Regions from separate parts of the Homo sapiens genome. Here region 1 is linked to region 2. Evidence: read pairs that join two places in POLR2A ChIA-PET (ENCODE). Cell type or tissue: GM12878. All regions are shown on one strand. Links, peaks and the distances in the headings refer to the core of each region. The heading gives the core; the rest is flanking DNA. Region 1 has its middle 6.5 kb from the start of SINHCAF. Region 2 overlaps DENND5B (DENN domain containing 5B).

The links. ChIA-PET counts read pairs that join two places held together with the same protein. Peaks named below come from ENCODE experiments on the same cell type or tissue, not always from the same donor. Only the 100,000 strongest peaks of a DNase experiment are listed, where the experiment ranks them.
Region 1: POLR2A ChIA-PET joins it to region 2 with 5 read pairs; 7 of 35 experiments call an interaction of 5 or more read pairs at or near these places.

What each region holds. Positions count from the first base shown.
Region 1 is chr12:31,329,970-31,335,356 of GRCh38, reverse strand. No RefSeq gene overlaps it. Among named protein-coding and RNA genes, the nearest start is that of SINHCAF, 6.5 kb to the right of the region's middle. In GM12878, for the core only: no CTCF peak of the experiment used is centred there; no DNase peak of the experiment used is centred there.
Region 2 is chr12:31,522,982-31,528,368 of GRCh38, reverse strand. All of the region lies in intron 1 of DENND5B (DENN domain containing 5B), which reads left to right. Among named protein-coding and RNA genes, the nearest start is that of DENND5B-AS1, 64 kb to the left of the region's middle. In GM12878, for the core only: no CTCF peak of the experiment used is centred there; a DNase peak (open chromatin) is centred at 3,388; H3K4me3 peaks cover 251 bases; H3K27ac peaks cover 1,498 bases.

The DNA.
Region 1 (5,387 bases), core at 64-5,063, 190 kb after region 2:
AACATGGTGAAACCCGTCTCTATTAAACAAAATACAAAAATTAGCCAGGCGTGGTGGTGGGCACCTGTAGTCCTGGCTACTTGGGAGGCTGAGGAACCCGGGAGGGGGAGCTTGCAGTGAGCCGAGATGGTGCCACTGCACTCCAGCCTGGGAGACAGAGCAAGACTCCATCTCAAAAAAACCCAATAATAACAATAATAATGCATTAAGTTACAAAGTTTAGAAACAATTTTATTATTCTAAAACTATTATGAATAAAGTTCAGCATCTTCTTTTTTTTTTTTTTTTTGAGACAGAGTCTTACTCTGTCTCCAGGCTGGAGTGCAGTGGTGTAATCTCAGCTCACTACAACCTCTGCCTCCTGGGTTCAAGCAATTCTCCTGCCTCAGCCTCCCAAGTAGCTGGGACTACAGGCGTGTACCACCACGCCCAGCTAATTTTTGTATTTTTAGTGGAGACGGGGTTTCACCATGTTGGCCAGGATAGTCTCGATCTCTTGACCTCGTGATCTGCCTGCCTCAGCCTCCGAAAGTGCTGGGATTACAGGTGTGAGCCACTGCGCCTGGCCAAAACTATTATGAATAAAGTCCAGATCTTCTTACATGTTTATTTCCATTTACATTCTTTTGGGTAAACTAATTTCACTGATACTTTATCACTTCTACTTTACTGATATTAAGAAAGTATTGGGTCTGGTGTGGTGGCTCACAACTGTAATCCCAGCATTTGGGAGGCCGAGGCAGGAGGATTGCTTGAGCCCCAGGATTTCAGGACCAGCCTAGTCAGCATGGGAAAACCTGTTTCTACAAAATATACAAAAATTAGCCTGGCATGGTGGGACACACCTGTAGTCCCAGCTACTCCAGAGGCTGAGGTGGAAGGGTCACTTGAGGCTGGGAGGCAGAGGCTGCAGTGAGCCGAGGTCACACCACTGTACTCCAGCCTGGGCGACAGAGCAAGACTCTGTCTCAAACAACAACAACAACAAAGAAATTATCCCCTTATCTTGCAGTGTTTTTGTTTTTTTTTTTTAATAGTTTGACTTTTTGGTCTTTATATGGTATTTTCTCCTATTTTACAAATTTTATATTTTTATGTAGTTAAATTTATTAATCTTTCAAGTCCTTTGAGTTCCCTCACTCCATGCTAAAAACATTATTTGATATAAATATTTAATTTTTGAGACAGGGTGTCGCCATGTTGCCCAAGCTGGCCTTGCACTCGTGGGCTCAAACCATCCTCTCACCTCAGCCTCCTGAGTAGCTGGGACTACAGGCATGTGCCACCACACCCAGATAATTTTTGGATTTTTTGTAGAGATGGCATTTTGTCATGTTGCCCAGGCTGGTCTTGAACACCTGAACTCTAGTGATCTGCCTGCCTTGGCCTCCCAAAGTGCTGGGATTACAGGTGTGAGCCACCATGCCTGGCTGAAAGTTTTTAAATTAACTGTCAGCAATATATTAAGTTCTCCTGGCCAGGCATGGTGGCTCACACTTGTAATCCGAAGACTTTGGGAGGCTGAGGTGGGAGGGTTGCTTGAGGCCAGGAGTTGGAAACCAGCCTGGGCAACATAGCAAGATCCCATCTCTACAAAAAAATATAATAATAATTAGCTGGGTGTGGTGGTGCATGCCTTTAGTCCCAGCTATTCTGGAGGCTAAGTCAGAAGGACCACTTGAGCCGAGGAATTAGAGGCTGCAGTGAGCTATGATTGTGCCACTGCAGTCCAGCCTGGGTGACAGGGTGAGATGTTGTCACTAAAAAAAATTAAATCAATAAGTAAGTTCTTCCAGATTCCTCAATATTTTATCACCAAAGCTTTTAGAAATGGCAATGCAGCATGTCTCTTTGACTATTATGTGTCCACTCATTCACTTGTTCATCATCTGTTGATGATGTAGCATGCTTGCCTTTAGTGATGCCTTGAATAGTTAGAACAGTGGGTTTTCCAGGAAGTGAACTCTATGTCTGGGGGATCAGCTTCTTTTTTTCTTTCTTCTTCTTCTCCTTCTCCTTCTTCTTCTTCCACTTCTTCTTCTTCTTTTTTTTTTCTTTTTTTTTTTTTTTTTTGAAACAGAGTCTTGCTCTGTCACCCAGGCTGAAGTGTGGTGGTGCTATCATAGGTCACTGCAACCTCAAACCCCTGGTCTCAAGCGATTCTCTTCCTTGGCCTCCCAAAGTGTTGAGATTACAAGCCTGAGACATTGCACCTGGCCTGGGGATAGCGGTGGGGATCAACTTCTTATTGACATTTAGAAAACTAAATTTTGGTAGAAGAAACATACATTGATTAAACCATTTGTAACCTAATTATAGGGGTTCATCTCTGAGGTATGCTTTTGGCATGCAATTACGTCCAACTCCGATGTAACTTCCAAATTCACAGGGCTTAAATCTCTGTCTCCAACACCTGATACCATCTTTTCCCTCAAACAGGACTCATTTGCAATCTTTTATTCTGACTTTTATTTAGTCAAAGACACATTTTTTTCTCTTAGTCTTGTCTTTTTCTAACACCCGTTGTTCCTGAAGTTGCCACTGGTTCAACACTCTTTCCCTCTCTCCCACTTCTCCATCGAATCCTACTAATATCTCAATGTCACTTCCTCAAAGAAGCCTTCTCTTACCTCCAGATTAGATCTGATCCCCTTGCCATACATGGTTAAGTCCCTGGTACTTACTTTTTTTTTCTTTTATTTCTCACACTTTATTCTGTGGCCACAGTGATGTAAACACCTCATGACCTTGAGACATTATTGATGGTATCACTAGTCTATTCCGTGCAATCAAAGATTCATAAAATTCAACAGGAGTTCAGAGAGGTTAGCTAGCTTCATATTGTAAGTAATGCAATTCATTGAATGAATTTTTAAAAGCATTATCTTGATTTTATCTGTTTGTTTAGTGATGAGGAGCTGCCTTTGGAAGTATCCTGAACCATCCTTGGACTATTTGTATGTCTGGGAAATTTTATCATGTTTAGCATCATTCTTTTGATTTTCAAGACTAATTTTGTTCCAAAGGATAAAACAAGTCCATCCCTCTACTAAGGACAATCCTTCAGATAGTCAAAGATTGCCCTCTTACTCAATCGAAACACAGCCTTCCTTCTATTATTGCTTTTATGCTATGGTTTCCATCCTTCCTCATTGTCCTGATTTACCCTACTGTGAACTCATTCTAGTTTTTCAATATTCTTCTTAACGAAAAATTATTTTTGTTACTGGTAATTTTATTTTTTAAAAGCATGCTGGCCGGGTGCAGTGGCTCATGCCTGTAATCCCAGCACTTTGGGAGGCCGAGGCGGGCGAATCACCAGAGGTCAGGAGTTTGAGACCAGCCTGGCCAACACGGTGAAACCCTGTCTCTATTAAAAACACAAAAATTAGCAGGGCGCAAAAATTAGGGGTGCGCGCCTGTAGTCCCAGCTACTCGGGAGGCTGAGGCAGGAGAATCGCTTGGACCTGGGAGGCAGAGCTTACAGTGAGCCAAGATCATGCCATTGCACTCCAGCCTGGGCAACAAGAGCAAAACTCTGTCTCAAAAATAAATAAATATATAAATATAAATAAATAAATAAAATCATGCTGTTCAAATGTCATAAGATACTATTATAAAACAAGATTTCTATAAGTTCAGGATACTCTAAGAATAAGTTTTTGATAATTCTTTAAGCTTTTATGTCCAGAAATTTGAAAAGTTAATTTTGATTAAGTAATAAATAACTTTTTCTGGCAGCTGTCGACACTTGTTGGAGGATTGGGGTAACTTAGATGGCATAATCCAGGCTATACCTTCGAGTGTAAACTTATCTGCCTTGCTCTGACGGCTTGCTATTTGAACTTCAAAGAGATTTAAACAAATTATTAAAACACTGTACTTGTTTTGTTGTGAGAAAAAGAGGAACCAAACCCTATGCTTAATAATAATCATCAGCTCTTTCCTGGGTTTGGCAAACATGTTTTCATGTGGTTGGTACCAGCCGCTGATGAGGGTATCTGCCTTTATTTTAAAAACAATCATTAGTTTGTCATTACAAACATGACTAAATTGCTAGCAATGTCCTTCATAATCAAGCAAGATTTGTCCTCTTCTACAATCCTTTATATATAATTTATCCTCCATTCCAAGAATATTAAATTCTAAAGTGGCTGACAATAAATCTCAAAAGAAGGCAACACATTCTACGGAAGAAAAAGGAGCAAATAAAATAGAATTATATAGAAATGAATTAGAGAGGCTTGAGCCCCTCAAGTTCTGAAATGATTTCACTATCTGGCACATAGTGATGATCATTAAATGTTTGCTAAAGGAATAAAAATTCAAGCGTTAGGGATAATTCTACAGCGAGACATACATTATAAGAAAGTAGTTAGCTTTCAACTTCAAAATGTTTGAAAACTACTTATGAGTTCAACATAGCATTGTAGTCATTAAAAAATACTCAGGGCAGGGTGTGGTGGCTCACGCCTGTAATCCTAGCACTTTGGGAGGCCAAGGTGGGTGAATTACCTGAGGTCGGGAGTTTGAGACCAGCCTAACCAACTATGGAGAAACCCCATCTCTACTAAAAATACAAAATTAGCCGGGCATGCAGGCTCATGCCTGTAATCCCAGCTACTCGGAAGGCTGAGGCAGGAGAATCGCTTGAACCCGGGAGGTGGAGGTTGTGGTGAGCCAAGATCGTGCCATTGCACTCTAGCCTGGGCAACAAGAGCAAAACTCCTTCTCAAAAAAAACAAACAAAAACAAAACAAAACAAAATCCGCAGATATTTTCCTAGCATGATGTAATTCAATCTCTTGTAATACAAATTGATATATTATAAATTACTTCTTGTATTTCCTTCTTTCCTTTTTCACGTTGAAAAATTCACTTGGGCAATTTAGGTAGTAGTAGTTAAAAGTAACCCATACATGAGCTATTGGGCCTGGGTAGGGCCATCCATAATGACATGTTCAAGCAACAAACTGGACAAAAGAACCTTCGGAATGCACTTGGTTGTTCAAAAATAGCAGGTGGTTGCTTTAAAAAAAAAGACTATGGAATTCCGATTTTTCTTTGAGAATTTTGTTTATTGCAATAGGATTATCAAAGAAAAATTAAAAAGTAATAAAAAATTTTAAAAAAGAATTTTGTAGCTACCCTTCCTAAAAAACTTACCCAGATTACTTCTTGACCTATACTTTGAGAGCAGAGGAAGTCTGGCTACATTAACTCAGTAGCTCTGCAACTTCTAGGTACTTTTTTACCTGAACGGTGTATCCTAAGTACTGTAATTCCTGCATTGCTTGCACATTTGCGTTTATTATTCCATCCCTGTATTACAATAAAATTTTTTTTTTTTTTGAGATGGAATCTTGCCCTGTTACCCAGGCTGGAGT
Region 2 (5,387 bases), core at 298-5,297:
CATGCACCCTTCTAGAGAGAGGCAAAGGGAAGTTTGACACACGCAGGAGGAAGTGATGTGAAGACAGGCAGAGTTTGGAGTGATGCAGCTGTAAGCCAAAGAATGCGCATAGCAACCAGAACTTGGAAGAAACAAGAAATGAATTTTCCCCTAGACCGTCTGGAGGGAGTTCGGCCTTGCTGACACCTTGATTTCAGACCAGTAATACTGATTTCTGACTTCTGGCCTCCAGAACTGTGAAAGAATAAGTTTCAAGCCATATCGTTTGAGGTCATTTGTTACAGCAGCCATTGGAAATTAATACATTCTCCTGTTTAGGATTTCAGTCAAGGTTGTTCATTATGTTCGGTTGTTATGGCCTTGTTAATCTAAAATAATCTCCCTCACCTTTTTTGTTTTTCATGACACTGACTGTTTTTAATTTAAAGAGTCTAGGCATATTGTCTTGCAGACTATCCCACGTTGTGGAATTACCTGATTGTTTCCTCATAATTAGATTCACATTAAACATTTTTTCCAAGAATACCATATAGGTGATGTTGCATAAAGCCTATTATTAATACAACTGTCAGAGTGATTTTTTTTTTTCCCCAAATGGAGTCTTGCTCTGTCACGCAGGCTAGAGTGTAGTGGCATGATCTCAGCTCACTGCAACCTCCACCTCCCGGGTTCAAGCAGTTCTCCTGCCTCAGCCTCCCGAGTAGCTGGGATTACAGGTGTGGGCCACCATGCCTAGCTAATTTTTGTATTTTTAGTAGAGACAGGGTTTCACCATGTTGGCCAGGCTGGTCTCGAACTCCTGACCTCATGATCCGCCCGCCTCGGCCTCCCAAAGTGCTGGGATTATAGGCATGAGCCACCACGCCCAGCCTGGAGTGATTCTTTCAAAGCGCAGCATTCCTCTGTTTGAAAGTCTCCAGTGACTTCCCATTTGTTCAGAGGAAAAGCCAGATCCCTCATATGATCTGGCCGCCCGTAACCTCTGGAGCTTTCTCTCCTCTTCACTCATTATATTGCTTTTGTCTTGCTCTTTTCCAGACAATCTGAGCATGCTCCTGTCTTATGATCTTTGCTTTAGCTGTTCTGGTTGCCTGGAAAGCTCTTCCCCCCAAGGATCTTTTGGCTCACTGTCTCACCTCCTTCATGTCTGCCTAAATGCCCTGTGTCAGTGAGTCCTTTCCAGATGACTATTTTTAAAATTGTGATTCTCCACCTGCTTCCCAGTGCTGATCCCTCAATGCTCTTTACTGTCATGTTTTTCCATATCACCCTCTCTCATACCGTGTAACTTATTTATTATGTTTATTGTTTATTGCCTGTTTTCCCTACTGAACTATAAGCACCATGGTGGCAGGAATCTTTGTTTTGTTCCCAGAGTCATCCCAGAATGTTATGTTCATAGCAGGCACAAAATAGTTTGTTGAATGGATGAATATGAAAATACTTTAGATTAATATATCCTTCTTTGCCTTAATTCACAGTAGAGTCACAACAGTATTTTGAAATAACTTTGGATTTGCGGAAGAGTTCCAAAGACAGTGTAGAATTCCTGTTTACCCTTCACCCAGTTTCTCCAAATGTTAACGTTTCACATAACCATGGTACATTCATCAAAACTAAGAAATTAACATTGGAATAATACTGTTAACTAAACTCCAGGCTTCATTTGGATTTCGTGAATTTTTCCACTAATACCCTTTTTCTGTTCCACTGTCCAATCCAGGATACCACATTGCATTTAGTTATGTCTCTTTAGTCTCCCCTAATCTCTGCAGAGACTACTTCTTAAAGGATTCTTGTGGATTATTTGCTCAAGTGAATATTTCTTTTATTTATTTATGCCTCAGCATTCACATCGTGAATATTTCTAAAGGAAGGAAAGGTTGTAAAACTTAGGAGCACTAGAATATATAGCTACAGGGCATTGTTGAACTTTAGACAAGATCATAGGATTTGACATGTTTTCTGGGTCAAATGCAGAGTTTATCTAGCGTCTTCTCTTCTGCCATCAGAGCTTCCCAATCCTTTCATGTTGTCATTTGAAGAGGTGAATCCTAGCCTAACCATTAACTGTTTGTGACATTTTAATGGGTAAATGTAAATATTTCTGTAGTAAAGACGTGTTAGGTACCTACCCTGTGTAATGAACTGTATCGAATTCCTCCTTGTGAAGGGGGATGTAAAGAAATTTGAGTAAGTTTTTTACTAGCCTGGGTTCTAATATAGGTAATATATAACTAACAGACTGTAATAACAACTGGTTTGACAGCACAGAGGAAATTATTAATGTTAACTGGGTGAGGTGAGAAATAGGGAGAAGATCACATTTAAACTTGCCCTTAAAGTATTAATAGAATTTTTTAAAAAATTTATTCGAGACAGGGTTTCACTTCCACTGCTCAGATTGGAGTGCAATGGTGCAATCTCAGCTCACTGCAGCCTCTGCCTCCTGGGCTTAAGCAATTCTCCCACCTCAGCCTCTGGAGTAGCTGGGACCACAGGCACTTGCTACCACACCTGGCCAATTTTTATATTTTTCTGTAGAGAAGGGGTTTCTCCATGCTGCCCAGGCTGGTCATGAGCTCCTCAGCTCAAGCCAATCCACCCATCTCAGCCTCCCAAAGTGCTGGGATTATAGTGTGAGCCACCGTGCCTGACCTCATAGAATTTTTTTAAATGGCTTTATTGAGATATTATTAACGTATACATATCAAATGCACCATTTAAAGCAAACAATTCAATTGCTATGCATATATTCACAGAGTTGTGCAACCATTCCACAATAAATGTTAGAACATCTTCATCAGCCACAAAAGAAACCCCATACCTGTGTTCACTCCCCATTCTCCCCTTCACTCAGCTCCTGGCAACACATATTCTTTATATGTCTGTAAATTTGCCTATTCTGGTATTTCATATAAATAGAATTGTACAGTATGTGTCTGACATCTTTCACTTTGCATATTTTCAAGATTCATCCACATTGTAGCACTCATCAGTACTACATTCCTATTTATGGCCAGATATTCTATTTTATAGAAGTATATTTTAGTTTTTCATTCATCAGTTGATGGAAATTTAGGTTGTTTCTACTTTTGGGCTATTATGAATAATGCTGCTATGAACATTCAGATTTTTGCATGGACAGACATGTTTTTATTAATGTTGGGTATATACTATGTTTAACCACTTGAAGAATTAGCAGACTTTTTCAAAGCAGTTATTATTTTACATTTCCACCAGCAATGGATGAGGGTTCCAATTTCTTTACATCTAAGCCAACATGTGTTAATGTCTGTCTTTTCTATTTTGGTCATGCAAGTGGGTGTGAAGTGGTATCTCATTGTGGTTTCGATTTGTATTTCCCTAATGACTAATGATGTTGCATCTTTTCATGTGCCTATTGGTCATTTGTGTATGTTCTCATGAGGTGTATCATTTTAGTAGATGAAGAAAGGGGAATGGAAGGGAGCAAGAGAACAGGGACAAAGGCCTGAGAAATGGTGAGAGAATCAGTAAAAGAGAGTAGGGCTCTCAGATGATAGGAGTTAAGAGAGGACTATAGAAAACTGGGTCTCTAAGCTGATGTGTCAAGTCACACTGTCCTCTGCTTATCCTAAGCTTACCTTGCTCAAATTTCTTTTTTTTTCTTTTTCTTTGTTTTTGGTTTTTATTTTTTCTTAAATTTCAAGGATATTCCTTCTTTTGTAAATGTCACAGAGTATCATGGCTCTGTCGCCGAGGCTGGAGTGCAATGGTGCAGTCTCAGGTCACTGCAACCCCTGCCTTCCAGGTTCAAGCGATTCTCCTCCCTCAGCCTCCCAAGTAGCTGGGATTACAGGCACATGCCATCATGCCCGGCTAATTTTTGTATTTTTGGTAGAGATGGGGTTTCACCATGTTGGCCAGGCTGGTCTGGAACTCCTGACCTCAGGTGATTTGCCCACCTCAGCCTCCCAAAGTGCTGGGATTACAGGTGTGAGCCACCGTGCCCGTCCCAACCAGGCTTCTTAAATGAATTCTAAGATAGAAACAACAGGAGCTTCCAGGACTCTCTTAAGGGCTGAACCTAGGACTGTCACAGTGACATTTCTGCCATATTCTGCTGGTCACAAGGCAAGCCCAAATTCAAAAGGAGAGAAATAGACCTCTTAGAGTTTCCTAATAAAAGGTAATTTCATTAAAAATACAATTCATAAATTAGCCCTATGTTTACTACTGTCTTTTCAGCTCTTTTTTTATTCCATGCATTAATTGATTCGTCACCACTTGGATTGTGCCACCAATGTTTCTATGACATGATCTAAAAAAAAAAAAAAAAAAAAAAGGGCTCAGTAGTTTTCACTTAAAAGACAAAGAGGCCCACTGAGCTATTACAGATGTTAATTAGGATTCATTTACTTTAATATGGTAGAAAGAATGCTATGATACCACTTTAGTGATGAACAAAATAAGCTTAATCACATCCTAGGAGCTAAGTATTCTGACATTATAATCTCTTCTCTCAGAGTCCCATCACAGCAGTCTTAGGATTCAAGATCTATTCTTGGGAAACATTATAGAACCAGTGTGTCATGTACATACAAATGAGGGAAAATATAATGGCTTTGGTAATCCTGTAGTTATCTTTCTTGTCATATACTCTTTTTTTCATTTTTAAAAATTGGGGCAAAATTTATATAACATAAAGTTAACCATTCTGAAGTGTACAATTTAATGGCATTTAATACATTCACAGTGTTGTACGACTTTTTTTTTTTTGAGGAAAAGCATATTTTTAGGATAATGTCAAAACAGATTAATAAGATGCTAATAAGATGGCCAGACATTCACTCAGAAGTGTTTTTTGTTTTGTTTTGGTGAAATGGTATGAGAGATATGTTGCCTTACACTTAGGCCACTGCATTCCCGCTTAAGTGCCAGGATTGTGTCAGCAACAGGATGGCCTAAACAATCTCAGTCTTGTCTCCTGCCAGCCCCCTAAATCTTCCAGAATTGCAAGAATAGGCCAGGTGTGGTGGCTCACACCTGTAATCCCAACACTTTGGAAGGCCAAGGCAGGCGGATCACTTGAGGCCAGGAGTTTGAGACCAGCCTGGCCAACATGGCAAACCCCCATCTCTACTAAAAATACAAAAATTAGCCAGGCAGGTGTGGTGGTGCATGCCGGTAATCTCAGTTTCTTGGGAGGTTCGGGTGGGATGATCGCTTGAACCTGGGAGGCGGAGGCTGCAGTGAGCCGAGATCACGCCACTGCACTCCAGCCTGGGCGACAGAATGAGGCTTTTTCTTTAAAAAAAAAAAAAAAGGAAAAAAAAAGGCACATTTATCTCACCTTCCCTCCTATTCTGGGAATGCTAACATCCTCAGGGAATCTCCCATATTGG